Regions from separate parts of the Mus musculus genome. Here region 2 is linked to region 1. The links are chromatin loops, found by intact Hi-C in ENCODE. Cell type or tissue: left cerebral cortex. All regions are shown on one strand. Links, peaks and the distances in the headings refer to the core of each region. The heading gives the core; the rest is flanking DNA.

Evidence for each region. Hi-C counts contacts between places; a loop is a spot of excess contacts. Peaks named below come from ENCODE experiments on the same cell type or tissue, not always from the same donor. Only the 100,000 strongest peaks of a DNase experiment are listed, where the experiment ranks them.
Region 2: it touches region 1 in a loop (2.3-fold over the local background); 1 of 42 quality-filtered maps calls a loop at or near these places.

The regions. Positions count from the first base shown.
Region 1 is chr13:55,722,787-55,733,798 of GRCm38, reverse strand. It overlaps Txndc15 (thioredoxin domain containing 15), which reads right to left. Exons shown (of 5, transcript NM_175150.3): 4 at 9,161-9,291; 5 at 7,572-8,132. The coding sequence ends at 7,936. Pcbd2 (pterin 4 alpha carbinolamine dehydratase/dimerization cofactor of hepatocyte nuclear factor 1 alpha (TCF1) 2) reads right to left here and starts at 6,431. Exons shown (of 4, transcript NM_028281.1): 1 at 6,325-6,431; 2 at 732-863. The coding sequence starts at 6,426. In left cerebral cortex, for the core only: CTCF peaks have their summits at 5,669 (motif pointing right) and 6,974 (motif pointing right); DNase peaks (open chromatin) are centred at 5,705, 6,392, 7,102 and 8,186; H3K4me3 peaks cover 1,254 bases; H3K27ac peaks cover 1,128 bases.
Region 2 is chr13:55,617,101-55,628,112 of GRCm38, reverse strand. It overlaps Caml (calcium modulating ligand), which reads right to left and starts at 5,108. Exons shown (of 4, transcript NM_007596.2): 1 at 4,857-5,108; 2 at 2,942-3,402. The coding sequence starts at 5,022. In left cerebral cortex, for the core only: no CTCF peak of the experiment used is centred there; DNase peaks (open chromatin) are centred at 5,154 and 5,381; H3K4me3 peaks cover 2,099 bases; H3K27ac peaks cover 1,597 bases.

The sequences.
Region 1 (11,012 bases), core at 3,406-8,405:
GTCTCCAAGGCGGAGGCCAGAGTCTGAGGAAATGTTCAAGGGCTGCGGGCCAGAAGGGGGCGGGAAGTAGAGAGTGCAGCTTAGAAGAGAATTTAGAGGCACAAATAAAAGGAGATTTTTTTAAGTGCCCTGAAAAAGTAGAGATAGCAAGCAGGTTATGTTTCTCAACTGGCCTTATCCACACACCCTTCTAATATATAGAAAAACACTCATATGCTTATTTATTGATATTGAAAATTTAGGAAAAGGCTAAATATCTCACCCATCCCTAAATCAAAACTATAGCAGCTTCAAGATCTGATATTCACTCATTCTCATTCTGTCTGTCTGTCCCCCCACCCATCTGTCTGTCTGTCTGTCTGTCTCTCTCTCTCTCTGTGTGTGTGTGTGTGTGTGTGTGTGTGTGTGTTGGATAGAGTCTTCCATCTCGGATAAGGCCAGAACTCACTATGTAGTCCAGGCTAACCTGAACTAACAATCCTGTCTCACTTTCCCAATTGCTGGGATTACAAATGTATACCACCACCCAGTACTGATTTTCTATGTAACCCAAAAATCAAACCTTGCCCAGAGCTAGAACGGCCCGTCAGCAGAGATGGTCTCTGTCATCAACTCATAAGGAAGAGAGGATATGGATCGTAGTCCACATGCCACCAGACAGAAAGGAGCCACAGAAACAGTAACAGGACATGCAAACGGAACCTGGCACATCAGCGGTTCGCAGGAATTACCTGATTGAAATTTTTGAAGGAGAACTCTTTGTAGATGGCATCTCTCTCACTCAGTTCCGACCACCCTGCTGCTTTCAAGCCAGGAATAAGTTGGTCCCTCTCCTCTGCCGTCAACCACTGTGCATCTGAAGACTAGGGAGAAAACATATTTCCTGTCTGCAAGGGTAGGCGTTTATTTAAACTCTTTCCATAAACGGATACCTCTTTAGATTATGATGCTTTGTAGGAAAAAAAAAATCTCAAGGGAAACAAATTCTAGCTATCTCTCATTCCTTTTTTCTCAAGACAGACAAACTGTGGGCTGTACAGAGGATGGCTGGTGTCCTGTCTCCTACTCCAAGTGCCGCCTCAGACGCCACAATTCAGCAACTCTGGTTTATTACAGATATGCCTAAGACTGTCACGAACCTTCCTAGATGTTACATGATTCCAGGATGCACAAAAGAGGCAAACAGCTCTTTAAGGAAGCTGCTGGTGGGACTTGTTTTAACTGCTGGCTTGATGTTCTGTGGATGGACTTCTAGCACCTTCCGTCTCTGCAGCTCACTCACATGGTGAACTACTTAGAACGTTGTGGAGGTTTGAACATGAATGGCCCCCACAGACTCATGTATTTGAATTCTCATCCAATAGGAAGTAGCACTATTAGAAGGTGTGGCCTTGTTGAAGGAAGTGTGTCACTGTAGGGAGGTCTCATATGCTACATCCAGTTGGCTTACAGTCTCCTGCTGCTGCCTGCAGATGGAGATATAGAACTCTCAGCTCCTGCAGCACCTTATCTATCTGCAGGCCACCATGTTTCCCTCCATGATGACAATGAACTAAACCTCTGAAACTGTAAGCCAGCCCCAATCAATCGCTGTCCTTTATAAAAGTTGCTGTGGTCATGGTGTCTCCTCATAGCAATAGAACACTAACTAAGATAGATGCCTATTCTCTCTCTCTCTCTCTCTCTTTGGGTTTTTTTTTTTTTTTTTTTTTTTTTTTTGGTTTTTCAAGACAGAGTTTCTCTGTGTAGCCCTGGCTGTCCTGGAACTCACTTTGTAGACCAGGCTGGCCTCAAACTCAGAAATCCGCCTGCCTCTGCCTCCCGAGTGCTGGGATTAAAGACGTGCACCACCATGGCCGGCTCTCTTTCTTTTTTTTAAGATTTATTTAGTTTATGTCTATCAGTACACTGTAGCTGTCTTCAGACACACCAGAAGAGAGCATCAGACCCCATTACAGATGGTTGTGAGTCACCATGTGGTTGCTGGGAATTGAACTCAGGACCTCTGGAAGATCAGTCAGTGCTCTTAACCCCTGAGCCATTTCTCCAGCCCATCTACTCTCTCTCATATATAATGAAAACCTTCTATGGGAGGTGGGGGGGACCAAGCATATACATCCATGAAATTTCGTGTAAGAGCCTCTGGAGTCCACAGCCCCTCTACCACAGGCAAAAAGGCTTTGCCTTGCTGTTAAAAGCACCTGTAAAACAAACTCCCTCTGTGTGTCACCGGACCAGCCAGAGCATCCACGGTACCTGCCTGCACTGTCCCCTCATTCCTCACTCATTTCTGGTAGTCACCACTCAGACCTTTGGCCATTTGACCAGTGTCTTTCATAGCTAACTTAAAACACTGAACACCATAGACACACTACTATAAACTGTGAACACAGCTTCTCATTCCAGCTTAAGAGCCTCAGCTCCTTACAGGGCAGCTACCAAGCTCCAGTTAGACATTCTTTTTTTTTTGGGGGGGGGCGAGTGAGGGGGTGGGAGGTTGGTTGGTTTTTTGGGTTTTCGAGACAGGGTTTCTCTGTGTAGCCCTGGCTGTCCTGGAACTCACTTTGTAGACCAGGCTGGCCTCGAACTCAGAAATCTACCTGCCTCTGCCTCCCGAGTGCTGGGATTAAAGGTGTGCATCACCACTGCCCAGCCCAGTTAGACATTCTCATCTAGACTCTCTCTGAAAAGACTGAGCTAATGCCGAAGGCCCTGGGGGTGGAAGACAGAGCTGCATGCTCCAGATTCCATATATGAAGCTGCAACTCACTTCTGCTTCTGGACTCCTCAAACTTCTGATCACAGACATTAAAACCGTCAAGGCACAAAAACTTGTCCTGTGCCAACGCCCGTTTTCTAGTTTGTTCTCCCTGATTCAGCAGCTATTGCCTCCCACTACAAAGGGAAGAATGACAATGGATCGTAAGCAAAAACATTCAAAGGCCTGGAATCCAAAATAAGCACTTAATGTTCAGAATTAAGAGCCAGGCGTGGTGGCACACGCCTTTAATCCCAGCTTTCAGAAGAAAGAGGCAGGTGGCTCTCTGAGTTTGAGGCCAGCCTGGTCTACATATCAAGTTCTAGTACAGCCAGGGCTACACAAAGAAATCTTGTCTCAAAAAAAAAAAAAAGAAAAGAAAGAAAGAAAAAGAAAAGTTCTGAGTTCTCTCTCTCTCTCTCTCTCTCTCTCTCTCTCTCTCTGTGTGTGTGTGTGTGTGTGTGTGTGTGTGTGTGTGTGTGTGTGCGTGTGTCTTTGGCTGGGTAGCCGTGGTAAGTTCTCACTAGCCCAGGTTTCACCCTGCCTCAGCCTCCTCAGTACTAGAATCATAGATAAACACCACCAAACCCACGGAGTTCGGATATTTTCCACACAGGGGTCGACTATAGAAAACACTCCCACCTGTCTATCACTTAACTACTTAAGGCCACTCAGAGCATTTCAGGAAAGAAACAACTGTTAGATTTTCACAGGGATCTGACATCAAGGAAAACCATGAAGCACACTATGGGCTATGCCAATGTTATTCAGAGGCCGTAGAATGGACCGTACTGTGGTCATCCAGAGGCCATAGAATAGACTGCCGTGATCATCCAGAGACTGTAGAATAGACTATGCCGTGATCATCCAGAGGCTCTAGAATGGACTATGCCGTGATCATCCAGAGGCTCTAGAATGGACTGTGCTGTGGTGATCCAAAGGTTCTAGAATAGACTATGCTGTGGTCATCCAGAGATTGTAGAATGGACTGTGCTGTGTGATCCAGAGGCTCTAGAAGGCACTGTTTTTCTCTGATGCTAGGCTATCCACAAGCTTATGGAGATCAAAGTATGCAGGCTCACTCATACAGGATGTCCACCCAACAACAGGGATCGTGGAAAGGACTGGAATGGGGCCGCTTCGGCTACATAACACCAAGGGCCCTGCAAAGACGTGCCTTCAACAGAACCCTTTGCTTGCTTGTTTGTTAACTGTTTTATCTTCTAAAGAGTTATTTACTTCTATTTTATGTGTTTTGCCTGGGCATATATATGCACTGTGTTGCTGATAGAGGCCAGAAGAGGACATCAGACTCCCTGGTACTGAAGTTACAGATGGTTGTGAGCCACCGTGTTGGTACTGGAATGGAACCCAGGTCCTCTGCAAGAGCAGCCAGTGCTCTTGACTGCTAGGCCATCTTTCCAGCCTCCAGCACAGTCCTTTGTAACAGTCTGGGAATGCTTTTCACAGACATGGAGGGAGATGTAAGGAACCACAGGAGGTAGACAGTGTAAGCGATTGGCTTTCTAACTTATTACTGTTGCATGCTAAGCTTGGCCTCTCTGGCTTCCAGGTTCCTTGAGTCTATACAGGGTTGGACAGTATCGAAATGCTAAGAAATGGTTTGGTTGGTTGGTGGGTTAGGTTTTTTTGTTTTGTTTTATTTTGTTTTGTTTTATTTTGTTTTTCGAGACAGGGTTTCTCTGTGTAGCCCTGGCTGTCCTGGAGCTCTCTCTGTAGACCGGGCTGGCCTCGAACTCACAGATCCACCTGCTTCTTTCTCCTGAATGCTTGGATGAAATATTTGGTCTTTGAAAGACTTAAAGAGATCTTTCACGGGGCTGGTGAGATGGCTCAGCGGGTAAGAGCACTGACTGCTCTTCTGAAGGTCCTGAGTTCAAATCCCAGCAACCACATGGTGGCTCACAACCACCCATAATGAGACCTGATGCCCTCTTCTGGCTCATCTGAAGACAGCTACAGTGTACTTATATATAATAATAAATACATCTTTAAAAAAAGAGAGAGAGATCTTTCACTAAGCACAGTAGTATATGCTTTAGTCTCAGTTCTCAGGAGAAAGAGGCAGGGGGATTTCTGTGTTTAAGGCCAGCTTGGTCTACATCCCCATTATTAGGTGGAAGGAAAGACAGGGATGAGGAAGGGAGGAAGAGCTGAAAGGAGGGGGAAAGGTCGTAAATGTGATGGTGCCCAAAACAGACTCTGACACACAGCAGCCATTCCAATCAATCTGTCTACTCATTCCTTCCCAGGCACCATGGTTTTGTAAGGTCACCAGCACCTTAGGCAGGAGCAGGCCCTAAAACTCACCTAGGTTGCAGCAATCGAGTTGTACAGAAATCTGAGCTAGTTTACATGTTTTATAGTAAAGCAATTTCACATCGAGGGTGGTGGCACAGGCTTGTGTTCTCAGGACTTGGGAGGTGGAAGCAGGAATGTATCTGAGTTCAAGGTCGGCCTTAGCTACAAGAAACTCATCCATTAAAAACAAAGCAAAATGAAATGTCATTCCTTCTTTTATTGGAAGAAAAGAATCAGGTAGGAAAGGGAGCAGAGTTTAGTGTACCTGAATACATCTGTATGAAAATTATTTTAATTAAATTAATTTTTAAAATGTTAACCAAATGCAATGACTAGTCCTGGATTACACCAGGAAACAAAAAAATCTCTAAAGTCATTAGTCAAAAACAATGGACGTTATCAGCATAATTTTCTGACTTCAACAATTCTACTGTGTAATATAAGAAAAATATTTATTTGGGGAAATTCATTATAGAAATTTTACAGGAAAATAAATTATGTCTACGAGTTCTTCATAAAAACGTTGTCAAATAGGCTCTAGTGAGCGCCCGTAAAGGAAACGGTGAGTTTCATGCTGCATTTTCCACTAGATGGAGCTGCGTGTTAAAAAAAACTTACCCTCGGCTAACTCTCTCTCCCCTCTACCCCTCACACTCTCAAAGTACACCTCAGACGGTCTCCCAGCACTCCTCGCCGGCTGCGCCGTAATCCTCCTGCCTCAGCCTCGCCAGATGTAAGAATTACAAGCCGCAACGCACAGGCAAAATTCTAAAATCTGACAGAGTAAGAAAACGAAATGTCCTCTTTAAAAGTGGTGAGGGAAAAAAAAATCGATGTGCCCTTCAAAAACGGGAAAAGGGCGTGGAGGGGTTACTAACTCTTCTAAAGCCCCCTGACCAAGAACAACACGGTTAGCTGGTCACTTAGGTCCTGGTCACCCCAGGACTGCTCGCAGCCCACAGAATGGCTTCGCAACTAAACGTCACATTTGGATTTGTTTTTTCCCACGATAATGTTTCCGGTGAGCACGCTCAAAAACTACGGCAGAAGCTGTCTGGGTGTTCTGTTTTGTTTGAGGCAGGGTCCACTACGGAGCCCTGGCTGGTCTCGAACTCACGGATGTCTCCCAGCCTCGTCCTCCCCCGCGCGGGGGCTATGGCGTGTGAGCTGCGGGTCTGCGCGCGCAGTCGCCCCCACGCAGCAGAAGGAACGAAGGCCCGGTGGCTCGCCCGGGCCGCACTCACCATGGCCGCCCTGCTCGCGCCCGGGCTGCGCAGCGCCGCCAGCCACCGCCCCGCGCTACGCGCTCCCACCGCCGCTACAGCCACCGCCGCTGCCGCCACCATGGTCCCGGGCTGCCCGGCGTGCTGCCTGACGCGGCGCAGGCACCGAAGGCCCCCGAAGGGGATGGCCGCCGCGCCCGCGGGAACTCTTTGCAGACCGAGCGCCCTCTGCGCGCCGGGCCACCGCTGCTGTGCTCAGGGCTTAAAGACCCGGCTGCCGCGACCCGGAACGCCGCGCTGAGCTCGCTCCTCTCTGCAGCTCGACCATGCTGCATGCACAAGTGCATTACCCACCCAGGACGGGTGGAGACAACTCTGTTCCCTTACATGCAGGTCCTATGTGTGTATATTGATCTTTATTATTCTTTTGTCATTTTTTTTCTTGCGATGTAACTGACAATAAAATTCATTTTAAAACCCATGCTGGGTGGGGGGGGTAGGGGCGGGGCTTAACTTAGTGCTGAGTTTTGAGTAAAATGTTGCAGCTTTTAGCTCGATTTGTATCTTTTTGGTTTTGGGTTTGTTTTTTTTTTTTTTTTTAAAGATTTATTTATTTATTATATGTAAGTACACTGTAGCTATCTTCAGACACACCAGAAGAGGGCGTCAGATCTTATGACAAATGGTTTTGAGCCAGCCACCATGTGGTTGCTGGGACTTGAACTCAGCAGTCAGTGCTCTTAACCACTGAATCATCTCTCCAGCCCCCTCATTTTGGTTTTTTTACTAGGTAACTTTGTTGTATTCCTTTCCTGAGACAGTTTCATGAAGCCAGGTAGAGTTGCAGAGGCTGGCCTGGAACATCCATCTCCACCTCCCAGAAGCTGGGGATTTTGGACGTGTCACCATGCACTATCCTGTTAGTTTTTCTAAATTAGCACATTAATATTACCAATTTGCCAGTTCTCTCCTCCCACCGTGTGGAACACAGGGATCGAACTCAGATCTTCACACTTGGTGACAAGCACCTTTATCTGCTAAGCCATCTCAGCGGCCCATGTCATCTCTTTGCTGTGTCCTAAACTAGACCAGACTCAACCTCCAGGCAAGGACAGGGTTCTTAACTTCCTTTGGATCTCAATCTAGCTGTGTGCTAGTATATGACTGGGCAATGTCTGTGCTCTAGCACAGAATTAACATGTTTTAATTAGAATTAGGAGTTTCTCCTAAAGTCTGCCATTCCCAGAAACAAGCGAAACCACTTTGAATTGTTTCAGTGACTTTATTTTTCACCTGGTCCTGTAGTAGACCTGCACTTCCCGTCCTAGCCCATACTTCCCATCTTAGCTCCTCTTCTGAGACAACACTTTCCTGTTTGACGACACTAGAAAAGAAATTCATTATGTTCAAGTATTAAAAAGCAACAACAGTCAATTCTAGTGGACATTTTTGTACCTGCTAGTTGTCATAGGAAAAACACATTTATATGAAATCTTTTCAGCTTTTCAGTAGTCCAACAAGAACATGATTCTTGAATCTGATTTCCGTTGCAAGTCCACACATTTAGCGACTGTAATGCTAAGTCCACAAAGGAGGGGCTGAGACCCCTCTTGTTCCAGTTCAGTTCTGTCTTTACTCTGCGTGTTCCTGTTCTTGTCCTGGAATCAGCCACCGAATACTCTCAGTGCGGATGGTAGCATACATAATGAAACTAATTAAAAAGAACAAGGAAAACACCAGCAACCAATCCACAGTCTTTATCAAAGTGCTGGGGAGAGGGCCCATCTGGTCAGCCTGCGTTACCACCACATTTTTCTTGGCTTCTATACCTGAAAGAGAAATTAATTGTTTCAAATCAGAAAGAAAACACATCTGAGGCTTGTCTGAAGTATGATGCACGGCATGCAAAATGACAAGCGACCCTAAAATAAACACCATCTCAAGCATATCTTGGAAGGATTTCACTTGTGTGTCAGTGTGATTTTCTTTCCTCCCACCACATCAAAGGATCGGGAATCCTTCCAGCCTTTCAAAGCTAAAACTCTAGAATTTCTGACTCCTTGGAGCTTTTCTGGTCAATGTACTCTTAAGAGTCACCTTCTGTTCTCTTAAGACCAAAGTTCAACAAAATAAAGCTACTCTCAGAAGTTCCCACAGGTTATCAAGATGCCTTTAAATGAGTTCATGGAAGACAGTTACCCACCACTGGACAGTGATCAAAGATGCCAGGCACCTAGAACTCCTCTGCAATCACCAAACACAATGGCTTTCTCTCCCAGTGGACTGGTGAATCAGGGCCCAGCATGAGGCTCAGAATTCCCAGCAACCCTAAGGCACTCAGTTACTCTGAGATAACCTGAAATAAGGAGAGTCTTTGCTCTTTGGTGTCAGAAAGAAATGAGAACACCATGCCCTGAGGAGCGTTCCAATCTGCACTCATTTCTAGTAAGTGCCCCTCAGGGGGAAGAGGGAGGCTGGAAGTCACGGCTAGACAGCTGTGAGAAAGAGGAGTTTCCCAGGAACACAGTTCTTCCACTCACCACAATCAAGCCTTTACAAGGAAGAAACAATAGGGCCATATGTTTTGGCAAACACTAAGGAATTAAAGCAACTTCTTCAAATGGATTAAAAAATGGAACTCAGCATAATAAAAATAACTAAGTCATAAGCACGCCCAACAATTCAGCTAAAGTTTATAATCACAATAGCTAGCTGCAGTGCTGCAACTAACAAAGATCCTCATGAGTTCCAGGCCAGCCAGGGCTACACAGAGAAACCCTGTCTCAAAAAACCAAACCAAAACAAAACAAAACAAAAAAAAAAAAGCCTTCCTCCCCCGGATGTTATTTCTACATACCCGTCTGATTGAAAATGAAGATTTTCAGTGTTTCCAGGGTGCGATCTGTATGGTTAAACCTTGCCATTGGTTTAGCTCCTTGAAATAACAAAATGTTAGGGACAGCTACAGTGCCAAATCTGGTAGAAAGGCTGTAAGACAAAGAAGGCAGTTAAGTTAGAAAGCCCTACAACGAATGTCCTCACGTGGCTTCCCTGGGAGAATTGGTAGATATCAATGAAAAGTTCCTTATGACCTGTGGTTTTGGAAGTCAAACTTTTGACTTTTGCTCTGTTCCTTGCCACAGCCTTATGGTTCGGGGCTGGGGCAGTCCTGTTCTGCAATCCAAGTCAGTTGGTATTAGCACATAATTCCAGCCATGACCCAGCAATTCCAAATGTCAAAACAACACAGACCAGAAAATTCTAATTCATGGATGAAGCACCGTGTGTCAATTTTCTTGACAGGAAAAAAAAAAAAACAAACTTCAAACTTTAGAATGGCCATCCCTTCCTTCCAAAAAGATCAGCATACAGTAAGCAATTCTTTCCCAGATTGGTGCAAAGAAATTCTGACTCAATCTACACAGCGGAAGGCTCGAAACTAGGGAGGGAGGACTTAGCAGAGGTGGCCTGCAGGCTTCTTTTGCCTTCACTTGGCCAGTCCGGGTTCTGGCAGTGGTCTGAGGACAGAAGCAGCTATGACCTTTGGGGACACTGCTTAACCCCGCCACGCCTCAGTTTCTCCCAGCACTAACAAGCAGTGTTGGATGAGCAATGTCACTATGTCATTCTGATGCTGCCATACAAGCAAGCACGTGGTCCACCCCCTGTAATGACAGTGTCCTCCATCATCAAGGCGAGAAGAGGATGCCAAAAGCTTTAGGAAGGGAGAGTGGGGAAGAGGGCGACCCAGTCCCAGAGGAGGGCTCACTTCTGAGCTTGACAAACAGTGCCATTCCTCAGGCCGGCCCACGCACACACTTTCTGGAAGCAGACAGAGGAGTTACTCAGGACGAAAGAGACTGCTCAGGAGTTCAGAGCACACACAGATGGCGCTCCTGGAGGACCTGTATGGGGCAGGTCACCGCTTCCCGTCACCTCAGCTCCGAGTATCTCTGCCTCAACATACATGCAGGCACTCACATTCCGTGTGTGATGGCTAATCTTGGTTGTCAATTTGACCACATGTGGCATCAACTAAAACCCAGGCAGCTGTGTGAGGTGCCTTCCCGTCTGGATCATTTGAAGAGAGAAGACCCACCCTAAAACTGGGTCGTACCTTCTGGTGGCCGCCTACATGAAGAACATGGAAGGAGGAGGCTTTGCTTTTTTGCCTGCTTGCCCTCGCTCTAACTAACAAGTCCTTCCAGCCTGCCTGGGAGCCATCCCTTCACTGACGTTTGCCTGCCTGGGAGCCATCCCCTCACTGACGTTTGAACGGACTTCTTTGGGATTCCCATGCAGGCTGGAGAGCAGCTGAGACATCTAGCCCTGGAGACTAACAATTAACGGATTCTTGGCCTTCCTATCAGGAGAGTGTGTGTGTGTGTGTGTGTGTGTGTGTGTGTGTGTGTGTGTGTGATATATATAATCAGCTCTGTTCCTCTAGAGAACCCTAATACACCATAAATGAAAAAAAAATCTTTAAAAAATGATAATTACTTGAGGGACAATTGATTTCTTCATAAACAATAAAAACACACAAATAAATAATATGAAAAAAATAAGGTTAAAAGGCAAGGCAGGCATATTGATGAACAGCATATAGCTGTTCTCTTGTCTCCTGGGTAACAGTGCAAACTCACTGATCTGCCTAAGGAAGAAGAGATTAACAAGCTCTGTGAACTATATAGACGTATAAGCAAGGATAA
Region 2 (11,012 bases), core at 2,266-7,265, 100 kb after region 1:
TGAGGAACTGTATTAAAGGGTCCAGCAGGAAGGTGGAGAACCATGACTATAGAGGCTGGCCTTGAACTCATGATTCTGCTACCTCAGACTTCAGAGTCCTAGAAGTGCCCTAAAGAGCCCAGCCCAAAGCTTACCTTTTTTTTTTGGTTTTTCAAGACAGGGTTTCTCTGTGTAGCCCTGGCTGTCCTGGAACTCGCTCTGTATACCAGGCTGGCCTCGAACTCAGAAATCCGCCCGCCTCTGCCTCCCAAGTGCTGGGACTAAAGGTGTGCGCCACCAAGCCCGGCTCCAAAGCTTACCTTCTTTGGTAACATTAAGTGGTACAGTAACGGGCTGGTGAGATGGCTCAGTGGGTAAGAGCACCCAACTGTTCTTCCGAAGGTCCAGAGTTCAAATCCCAGCAACCACATGGTGGCTCACAGCCATCTGTAACAAGATCTGACGCCCTCTTCTGGAGTGTCTGAAGACAGCTACAGTGTACTTACATATAATAAATAAATAAATCTTAAAAAAAAAATATCCAGGTTTCTCTTGAGACATCTTTGACCTATGTGACATTTAGAAATAAATTCAAAAAAAAAAAAAAAAAAAAAAAAGTGGTACAGTAACATCTCTCTCCCCTGGAGGAGACTGACAAATGACTAAAAGTCTGCATAAACCCAGCTTCCGAGGGAAGCCACAGATCCCTCTGACAACAACAACCTGGCTTTCTTGAAACAGAGTAGGGTGGGGGCCTGAGAGATGACTCAGCGAGTAAGAGCACTGGCTGCTCTTTCAAAGTACCCAGGTTCAAATCCCAGCACCCACATGGCAGTTCACAACTGTCTGTAATTCCAGTTCCAGAGGATTTTACACCCTCACACAGACATACAAGAACACCAATGTAAATTAAAAAAAAAAAAAAAAAGCTTGGCAGCTTGATATCTCATTTTCAACAAAAGGAAAAAGATCAATATGGCACTTATTCTACATAATTATTACTAAGATGTAAAAGGTCATCAAAGGGGCAAAGGAACAAACATTGTCCTGTGGCAGAGGCAAGAAACAAACAACTGAATATCTGATATGAGTAAAACCCGAAAACCAAAACAACAAAAATCCTTACGTAGAAATGAGGCACTGGGCCTGGATAGATGGCACAGTGGGAAAGAACACTTCTTGCTCTTGCAAAAGAACCGGGTTCAATTCCCAGTGCCCACATGGCAGCTCACAACCACCTATAACTCTAGTTCCACAGAGCTCTGTCACCCTCTTCTGACCGGGAAGGTACTCTGCACACACGAGTATACATACATATATGTAAGCAAAACAATCACACAAATACAATAAACAAATCTTTGTTTTTAAAAAAAAAAAAAACAAAGCCGAGAGTGGTGGCGCACGCCTTTGATCCCAGCACTCGGGAGGCAAAGGCAGGCGGATTTCTGAGTTCAAGGCCAGCCTGCTCTACAGAGTGAGTTCTAGGACAGCCAGGGCTACACAGAGAAACCCTGTCTCAAAAAACAAAAAACAAAACAAAACAAAACAAAACAAAAACCAGGCATAGCTTTTGAATCATGACAGCACAGAGCCCTTAAATAAGAGCAGCTCTTGGCTCGCAGACTAAAATCATCTGGCCTCTGTTATGGTGAGAATTTATCATCAGAGAGACAATCAAATCTGTTGAACAGATTCTATTTAAGAAAATATTTGCATAAAATCAGAGGTTTTGTTATTGTTGTTATATTGTTTTGCTTTGTCTTTGAGACAGGGTTTCTCTGTGAAGCCCTGGCTGTCCTGGAACTTGCTCTGTAGACCAGGCTGGCCTTGAATTCGGAGCTCTGCTTGCCTCTGCCTCCCAAGCGCTGTGATTAAAGGCATGAGCTACTATGCCTGGCTGCATAAAGCACATTTTAAAACTTGTTTTGCCTTACGATGTTTTGTACATACCCAATATACAGTAAGCATTCTTAAAATGACTATTGAATGGTCCTACTTCAAATCAAGACATTGGGAGGCTGGAGCAGTGGCTGGTTGGGTAACAGTGTTTGAGTTCAGTTCCCAGCACCCCCATGGTCGCTCACAGCTGCCTGCGATTCCAGTTCCAGAGGATCTGACACCTTTTTGTTTGGTTGGTTGTTTTGTTTTTTTGTTTTTTGTTTTTTTTTTCGAGACAGGGTTTCTCTGTGTATCTCTGGCTGTACTGGAACTCACTCTGTAGACCAGGCTGGCCTCGAACTCAGAAATCCACCTGCCTCTGTCTCCCAAGTGCTGGGATTAATGCGCCACCACCGCCTGGCCTGACACCCTCTTCTGATCTCAGGAGGCACCAGGCATGCACATGGTACACATACATACATGTAGGCAAAACACAAAAATAAACTAATAATAGATCTTTTGAAAAAAGCTCTCACCAAGACACTGAACTGTAACTGTGTCTTTCTGCGCTCTTCTACGTCCCATCAGGAACTGTCGTTATGAGGCTACTACATTACATACTGCAGAAACCCTTTCTGAACTATAGACAATGCCAATCTACACTGAACCACAAGGAGTACATTTCAATGCCTCAAACTACTTGGAAAACTACTAGCTAATACAGAGTATATATAAGCATCTGGACTTCCGGTTCTGGGATGAAACTGCCTGTATTTCACCCCACCTGTCAGCGGCTGTGTAAGAGAATTCATCTGAGTCCTTGTGGGTTCAAGCAGCATATAGTGCATAAAGATGGAATTTAAATCAATGAATAAAAGACAAGCATATAAAGTGGTACCTGGCATGTAGACAGATGTTAGTTATTACCATAAATAGGCTCTCATTCTCTAACTGGGATAATAACAGAATTTATACTACACTTTCAAACAGCCTGATGATAGATCTGGTAATGCTGGCAAGAAATCCCTATCACGACAACTCAACTTGCATTCTTCTAGTTAATAACTGGAAGCTCTTGTCTTACCAAATATTTGCAAACAAAGGCTCTGACGCCAAGAGCGAGCAGAGCGCACCCCACCAATCGAAATATTCGAAAAGAGTCAAACTCTTCCGCGGTACTTCCATCTTCCTGGCTGGGTTTCTCGCTGATCAGCTGTTTGCGCAACTTCATCGCTTCTTCGAATCTGGAAAGGTACTGTTCTAGGCCGTGGTGAGAAGCCCTCTGGGCCGGGTCTGCTGTCAGGTCACCTCTGGTCCGCTGCCGGAGCTCAGCTCCATCCTTACTACTGCACTCTGGTGCTTTAATGAATGAGTCCAGTTTGTCTCCCAGCTGGGTTCCCCTGACTTCTGCCACACCACCGAGCTGGTCAGCTCCTCCTCCATCGACTGAATCACCAAGCACTACCCTCTTTGAAACTGAAGGGATGCTGAGGGAGTTCAGTTTGTCACTGTCCTGTGGCTTTGATTTTGTTTGATTTTCTTCTTCTGAGGGGGGAAAAAATAAAGCCTTGTGTATTACATATTCACAAACACCTTAAACACTCCCACTGCTGCTAGAACTTGGTCTCTGAATCCAGACAAATACTGATGCAGAAAACAAAGCCAGCTCCTTCGTCTTCACCTTCAAAATACAACGCCGCAAAACTAGCACTCTGGCAGAGGGGAGTTCAAACAATGAGGACAGAAACTACCAAAGTTAGCACGGGATGTCCCAAGGAATAAAGAATAGCTCTTTCACAGACAAAATACTCAAGAGGTGTGCCTCAGTTTCTTTCACTAGCTAATACTGATAAAAATACAAAATCATTGAAGTCTTTCAAGGTTTCTATTTTACAGTTGCATTTCTAACTGTGAGCACAGGGTGTGGCGCCGCCTGTACCCACTGTTGCTGTTCCCGGGCAGCTATGAGCAGGCACTTTTAGGATGCTGTTCTAGCTTTTAAAGAGAGAACTCTAAAAATGATAAAATTTTTCAAGCAAAAGAACAGAATAAGAAAGGGACTTGAGAAAGACAAACACCAACACTTTAAGAATATCTTCAGAATGATCACTACAAAAAAAATATTTTCTGTACTGTTTCAGATGATTTTGAAAGTGGTAGCCATATCTCTCATTTATATTGTCTAGAAGTTCAGAACTATATCTCTAACGCCTCAGAGAAATTCTTGAGTTCTACCAAGCTCACAAAGAGCAACTAAAAAGCCAATTACTAAAGGAAACACCCAAATCGAAACTTAGAGAGGCCAAGCATAGTAGAATTCAATTGTGTCCACAAGAAAACAGTGTCCTGGACACAAGGTTGCATGAAAGATGAATTTTCTTAGGGCAAATGCAGTTATTGAAACGTGATGTATGTATGGTAATGAAAGGAAATCTCTGCAGGGACATCACATCTTTCGGGAGGACCTGTGTGACAGGTGATAATTTTGAAAGCAATGAGCATAGCCACCAAGATAGGGAAATAGGGTCTCTAATCCACAACGGACGGACCAGCCAACAGTTGAGTAATGACTGATGTGGTGGACGAGAGTTACGAAGCAAAAGGCAAAAGCTATGTCATGGGGAGTAACTGGGAATAAAGGCATCTGGAGCTTATAGGAAAATCTCCCTGGGAGGTCTGGGGATAAAATGCACAGCCTTCAAGAAAGGCGAGTAATCAGGAACATAGGGGTTGTCTCAGATAACCGTACACAGAGACTCAGGAACGAAGGCTTTGTAGCCAGGGTGGAGACGACCTCCGGGCAAGGATCCAAGAAAATAGGAAGCAACAAGGAGCGTCCTGGGGTTAAGCGACAATATAATATGGGTCGTCACCTAGGGAGCGGTGACAGAGTTCGGTCAGAATGCATTTTGGGGACAAAATGTTTACGAGCTGGAGTGGGCAGAAGGAGCTTGAAGACTCAAAGAGGTGGGCGGGAGACGGGAAACCGAAGCTCTCACCCGAGCCGCTCCCGGGCCTGTGAAAGCCCATGATCCGGTTGATGCGTTGCTCGGAGTTCATGAGCAGCTTTCTCCTCCGCAGCTCCGCTCGCCGCTGAGAAGCCGACAGGCCCGACGGCGTCGCGGGTCTTTCCCCGCCGTCCGTGGCCGCAGGCACCGGCTCCATGCTTTCTCTACGGTCTAGATCAGGCTGACGGTAAAGGCAAGGATGACTTATGGCAGGGCCGCAGAGTTCGCTCCCACTCCCACTGTAATCCCGCCCTCTAAGGGGCGGGAACTGAAGCGTGAGCATGCGCTAATCGGCTGCGCCAGGCTCTGCCGCCATGTTCAGTGAGGGCAAGCCCAGTTCAAGGGTTCCCTCTTCCTAAGTTGGCTCGCAGTGCTCAGGTTTCTCGCCACCAGGTTACCTCACAGCTGCTCTCGAAGATGAAGAGACGGATGCCCTCCTGATGAGTGAAATGACAGTGAGGAGCAGGTCCATTTTATTCTCTGCCAGGAAGCAAAATGGAGGTTGCAGCGGCGGGAGCTTTTTACCAGCCAACGCGTCTCTGCTCCTTGGATACGTAATTGCGGGTGCGACGCTCTCCGGGAGCGTGGCCCTGGGATTTGGTGGCTGTGGTGATCCTAGTTCTTTACTGAAAATGTCTGGACAACAAACGAAGGAGCCTCAATCCACTATCCAGTCCCAGGCCGTCCACTTCTCTATGGAGCTGCAGAAAGAGCTCTCTCTCCTTCTTACTAATCCGGGAGTCACACTGCGGACTCTGGCTACACCTAACAGCCTTGCCTCGGTAGCCAGAGAGCTCACGTTAGGAACAGACAACGGGCCTGGGCTCGGTTGTATACTCTTCGTTTGTTTTTGTTTTTCGAGACAGAGTTTCTCTGTATAGCCCTGGCTGTCCTGGAACTCACTCTGTAGACCAGGCTGGCCTCGAACTCAGAAATCCGCCTGCCTCTGCCTCCCGAGTACTGGAATTAAAGGCGTGCGCCACCACCGCTCGGCGGTATTATTATATATTACAAAGGATCCTGCAGTCTGAACCAGCTTGTTCATTCTGAGTTCTCTCCCCAGCTCAAGTGGTGGCGTGCTGAAGGAATGCGAAGAGTTAAAACCGTTCAATACTAGCCAGATTTAGTATTTCGGGAAGTGCAAGCTTGAGCAGTTAAAATTAACTGTTTCATTCCCTGCGAAGCCGCCCATTTGACATGGCGTGTGCCAGCTGTTGGGCTTTTCAGATCAGACCTGGTACGTCTTTGGTGAAGCAGCAGCTGAGGAGACACCCCAGAGCTCACCATAGCCCATGAAAAACCCAAGGAAGGGGTCAGGCCTGAGCACAGTGATCATATTAAGGTTAGAGGCAATAAACTAATGAAAGCCATCATATGCGGCAGTGTTTGTCAGCAAGGCAGATCAGGTTCCCATTTGATGGGCAACCAAGCAATGAAACACACCCACCCAGTACGAAATGGAAGCTCAAGATGCAATTGATGCATTCCATCAGTAGACAAGTGGCTCCAGAATTTTGTTCTACACCAACAGATTATCAACTAGTGGTAATTAGCCTGGTATGATGGTGCATGCCTTTAATCTAAGCAATGAGGAGAAAGAGGCAGGTGATTCTCTGTGGGTTTGATGATAGCTTCGTCTACACAATCAGTACAGCCAGAGCTACACACTGAGACCCTGTCTCAAGAAAGAAGAAAGAAAGAAAGAAAGAAAGAAAGAAAGAAAGAAGGGAGGGAGGGAGGGAGGGAGGGAGGAAGGAAGGAAGGAAGGAAGGAAGGAAGGAAGGAAGGAAGGAAGGAAGGAAGGAAACAAAAAACTGCTGTCTGCCTCACTTTATCCTGACTTCCGGTGCACAGCTGTCTCTCCTCTTACGTCATTCCTTCTGTTTGGACAGAGAGTAACTGGTGCATGGGTATGTCCACCAGCTTTACAAACACCTAAATGGCCAATGTTGCTGTCTTAGTCACTTTTCTATTGCTGTGAAGAGACACCATGACCAAGGCAACTCTTATAAAAGAAAGCTTTTACTTAGGGCTTGCTTGGAGTTTTGGAGGGTTATCAGTCCGTGATCATCATGTTGGAAAGTACAGTATAACACAAGGTTCTGAAACAGTAACTGACCTTATATCCTGATCTGCAAGCCATGAGAAAGAGAAAGAGACTCAGCCTGCTGTGAGTTATTGAAATTTCAAACCCCATCTCTGAGTGACACACTCCCAACAAGGCTACACTCTTTATCCTTCTCAATACCATTCCTTAAATATGAGTTTACACATGCATACATACATACATACATACATACATACATAATTATAAATGGTTTTGAGCTAACATGATGTGGGTGTTTGGGACTGACCTCCAGTCCCCTGAAAGAGCAACAAATGCTCTTTACCACCAAGTCATCCCTCTTCATACAGTCTCCTCATTCAGTTCTCTCTCTCTCTCTCTCTCTCTCTCTCTCTCTCTCTCTCTCTCTTCTCTTGACTGTTCCTCTCTAAATAACCATGGCTGTCCTGGAACTATGTAGACCAAGCAAATTATTTTCTTCTCAACAACAGAAAAATACACCCCCCCCCAACAAAAAAAGCCAACATAAAACCCCTTCTATGCCTTGTTTAATTAGAGAATTTTTTTTTGTTTTATCGGAGTTTGGAGGTGTCACTTGTCAGGGGTTAAGACAGAATCTCACTCAGCAGCTTTGGCTGGCATGGGACTCACTATGTACCAGACTGGCTTCAAACTCAGAGGCATCTTCCTGTTCCTGTGCTGAGTGCCTGGTATGTGTGGAGGCCAGAAGAGGGAGTCAGATCACCCGGAACTGTGGTTATAGACAGTGAGCCACCATGTGGGTGCTAAGAACAGGCCCTGGATCCTCTGTAAGAACAGCAAGTGCTCTGAAACACTGATCCATCTCTCCAGCCCCCAATTCTGTCTGTATTAAAAAATACTGAGCCATCTGGCAATGGTGGAGCATGCATTTAATCCCAGCACTTAGAAGGCAGAGAGGCAAGCAGATCTCTGAGTTCGAGACTAGCCTGATCTACAGAGCAGGTTCCAGGACAGCCAGGACTATATAAGAGAAACCCTCTTTCAAAAAACAAAACAAGGGGCTGGAGAGATGGCTCAGTGGTTAAGAGCACTGATTGCTCTTCCAGAGGTCCTGAATTCAATTTCCAGCAACCACATGGTGGCTCACAACCAACTGTAATGAGATCCGGTGCCCTCTTTCTGGTGTGTCTGAAGATAGCAACAATGTACTCACATATATTAAATAAATCTTAAAACAAAACAAAACAAAAACTAGGGAACTCTTTCTGAGAAACACATGCCAAGTTTCAAGGTCAGAGAGGAAACAACACAATGGAAGTGGTTATCTTGACCGTCACTGTCTTAAAAGTCTCACTCTCACAGGGGATCACCAGGGCCAAGAGGTGGGAGTGGGTGGGGGGGGTGGTTGTGGGAGGGTGTGGGGGACTTTTGGGATAGCATTGGAAATGTAAATGAAATAAATACCCAGTAATAAAATAATAATAATTTAAAAAAAAGTCTCACTCTCTGGTTTCAACTCGCAACTTTTGTGCTGAGTGTACTAGGGGCGGTGTTTGAGTCCAGCTCCTGTGATGATTTTCTCACAGGGTTTGCAAGTCCTGCAGACACTTCCTCTCAGGAGATAAATGCTCCCTTCCTGCCTGGCCTTTGAGTACTTAGAGAAGCAGTCCCTGCCAGCTTTCATGGCTTTTGCCTCTGTCTCTTCCTTATCTCACTTTGGGGGGGGGGGGAAGTAATGGCCTTACTTCACATCACTGCCAAAAGGCTGGAAAAAATAATTCAACAGATAGCCTGGCATGATGGTGCACATCTTTAATCCCAGAATTATGAGGCTGAAACAAGACACGTGAACCTCAAGTTCAAAGTCGGCTTGTGCTACATATTGAGATGAAGGCTAAGGGAAGTGAATGTATGAATTTCCCTGGGGAGATGTGAGCAGACACCTATTTAGTCAGATAAAGCACCAATAATTGACCAAAGAAATGACTGTACCCAATTCTAGCCTAGTGAGCCAGTGAACCCGTTGTGGTCACACACAGAGCATGGGTGACATCATCAGCCGCCTAAGCCCTGCGGCATGATATCAACTCATGGAAGCCCCGTTTTTGGATGCAGTGTGCACTATGAGAGGGAGTCTCCTGTCCCCAGTAGCTCTTACTGCTTCTACAACCTTGGAAAGGGTCCTTGTGACTCTTATCACACTCTTGAGCTTCCTGGGCCTGTGAGTTTCCAGAGCTTTTCTCATCTTCAAGGAAAGCTCCAATTGGAAAGAAATAGCTACAAAACATGAAGACCCCAACAGTCAAAATACAGCCCTTATGCCTTTCTCCCTAGAGCCCGCCCTGTCCAGGATGTTGTCTAAGACTCAACAAAGGACACAATGGCAACCTAGAGATGTTAGTTCTACTCTAGCTACTTTGCTGTGCAAGTCTTTACCTATCAGGTTTACAGGAACCCCAGTCCCCCCAAATGCTGGCACCCATTTCCATCTACCAAAGGTGTGGTTGGGATATGAGGGAGAGAACAGCCAGAGACATCTGGTGGATCCCAGAACAGAGAGATGACGTAGTCAATTGAATATGGCCAGCAGACTGGACCAGGCCATGAGCAGAAAGGGGTAGGTTGGGCAAGAAAGGAAGACAAGGAAAGTGAGAGGCAGGAGAGGAGGCCAAGAGAGGAAGACAAAGGAAAGGGAGCATGGTCTTAACGCGGAGCTCTGAGGGAGGGAACCTGAGAGCTGAAGTTTTGGGTAGGTGGTGAGAAGAGCTACAGGTAGTGGTGGTACTGAGCGGGTCTGGAGGCCAGCACTTCCGCATGCTAATAAGCAGCACAGCCTCTTTTTCCTTTTTTTTTTCTTTGTTTTTTTTTGTTTGTTTGTTTGTTTTGTTTTGTTTTGTTTTGTTTTTGAGACAGGGTTTCTCTGTGTAGCCCTGGCTGCCCTGGAACTCACTCTTTAGACCAGGCTGGCCTCAAACTCAGAAATTTGCCTGCCTCTGCCTCCTGAGTGCTGGGATTAAAGGCGTGTGCCACCACGCCCGGCTCGCATCACAGCCTCTTGTCCTGAGTTTCTTCTGGACTTCAAGCACCTGCTAAGAACCACTGAGGCACACCAGTAGATCTTAAATTGTATTCAAATTTGTTCTTGTTGGACATAATTCCTTTTCTTTTTACTTAAAATTATATAAGTGTATGGGTGTTTAGCCTGCCTGAATTAGTGCCCTCGAAGGCTAGAAATGGGGGGTAAGATCCCTGGAAATGAACTGTCATCAACAGGAATTGAAGCCAAGTCTTCTAGAAGAGCAACCAGTACACTTAACCACTCAACTAGCTTTCCAGCATCCTGGTTCATTTTCTTAACACAGTTTGATTTTTCTAGAGTTTAAATCTTACTCCTAACTTCCTTTTGTCAATAGAAAATCACCTCCCATACAGGGACTGACTTGAAATACTTGGTCAGACCCAATTTCCTAGAGACATCCAATGCCACACTGTCCCCTCTGCCATGTCCAGGGTCTAGACAATACACAGTTCTTCCTCTGCATATATGTCTGCATGAGGGTATTGGGTCCCCTGGAACTGGAGTTACAGACAGTTGTGAGCTGCCATGTGGGTGGTGGGAATTGAACCTTTCCAAGAGCAGCCAGTGCTCTCAACCACTGTGCCATCTTTCCAGTAGAGTAACCAGTTTCAAAGACAGTAAGTTGGAATTGGAGAGATGGCTCAGGAGTTAAGAGCACTGGCTGCTCTTCCAGATGACCTGTTTTTGATTCCTAGCACCTACATGGTAGGTCACAACCATCTGAAATTCCAGTTCCAGGGGATCTGGTGCCCTCTTCTGGCCCCCTTTGGCACCAGGCATGTACATGGCGCATAGACATATATGCAGCCAAAAACACCCATACACATAAAATAAATAAAGACAGTAGAACTGACAATGCAAGGAGGATTTCACATAGATGTCCATCAACACACGAGTAGATAAGAAAAAAACATGGTACACATACACAATGGGATATTACTCAACTGTAAAGGAAAATGAAGTCATGAAAGTTAGAGGTAAATAGATAGAATTTGTTCTAGTTACATTTTTTTATTGCTGT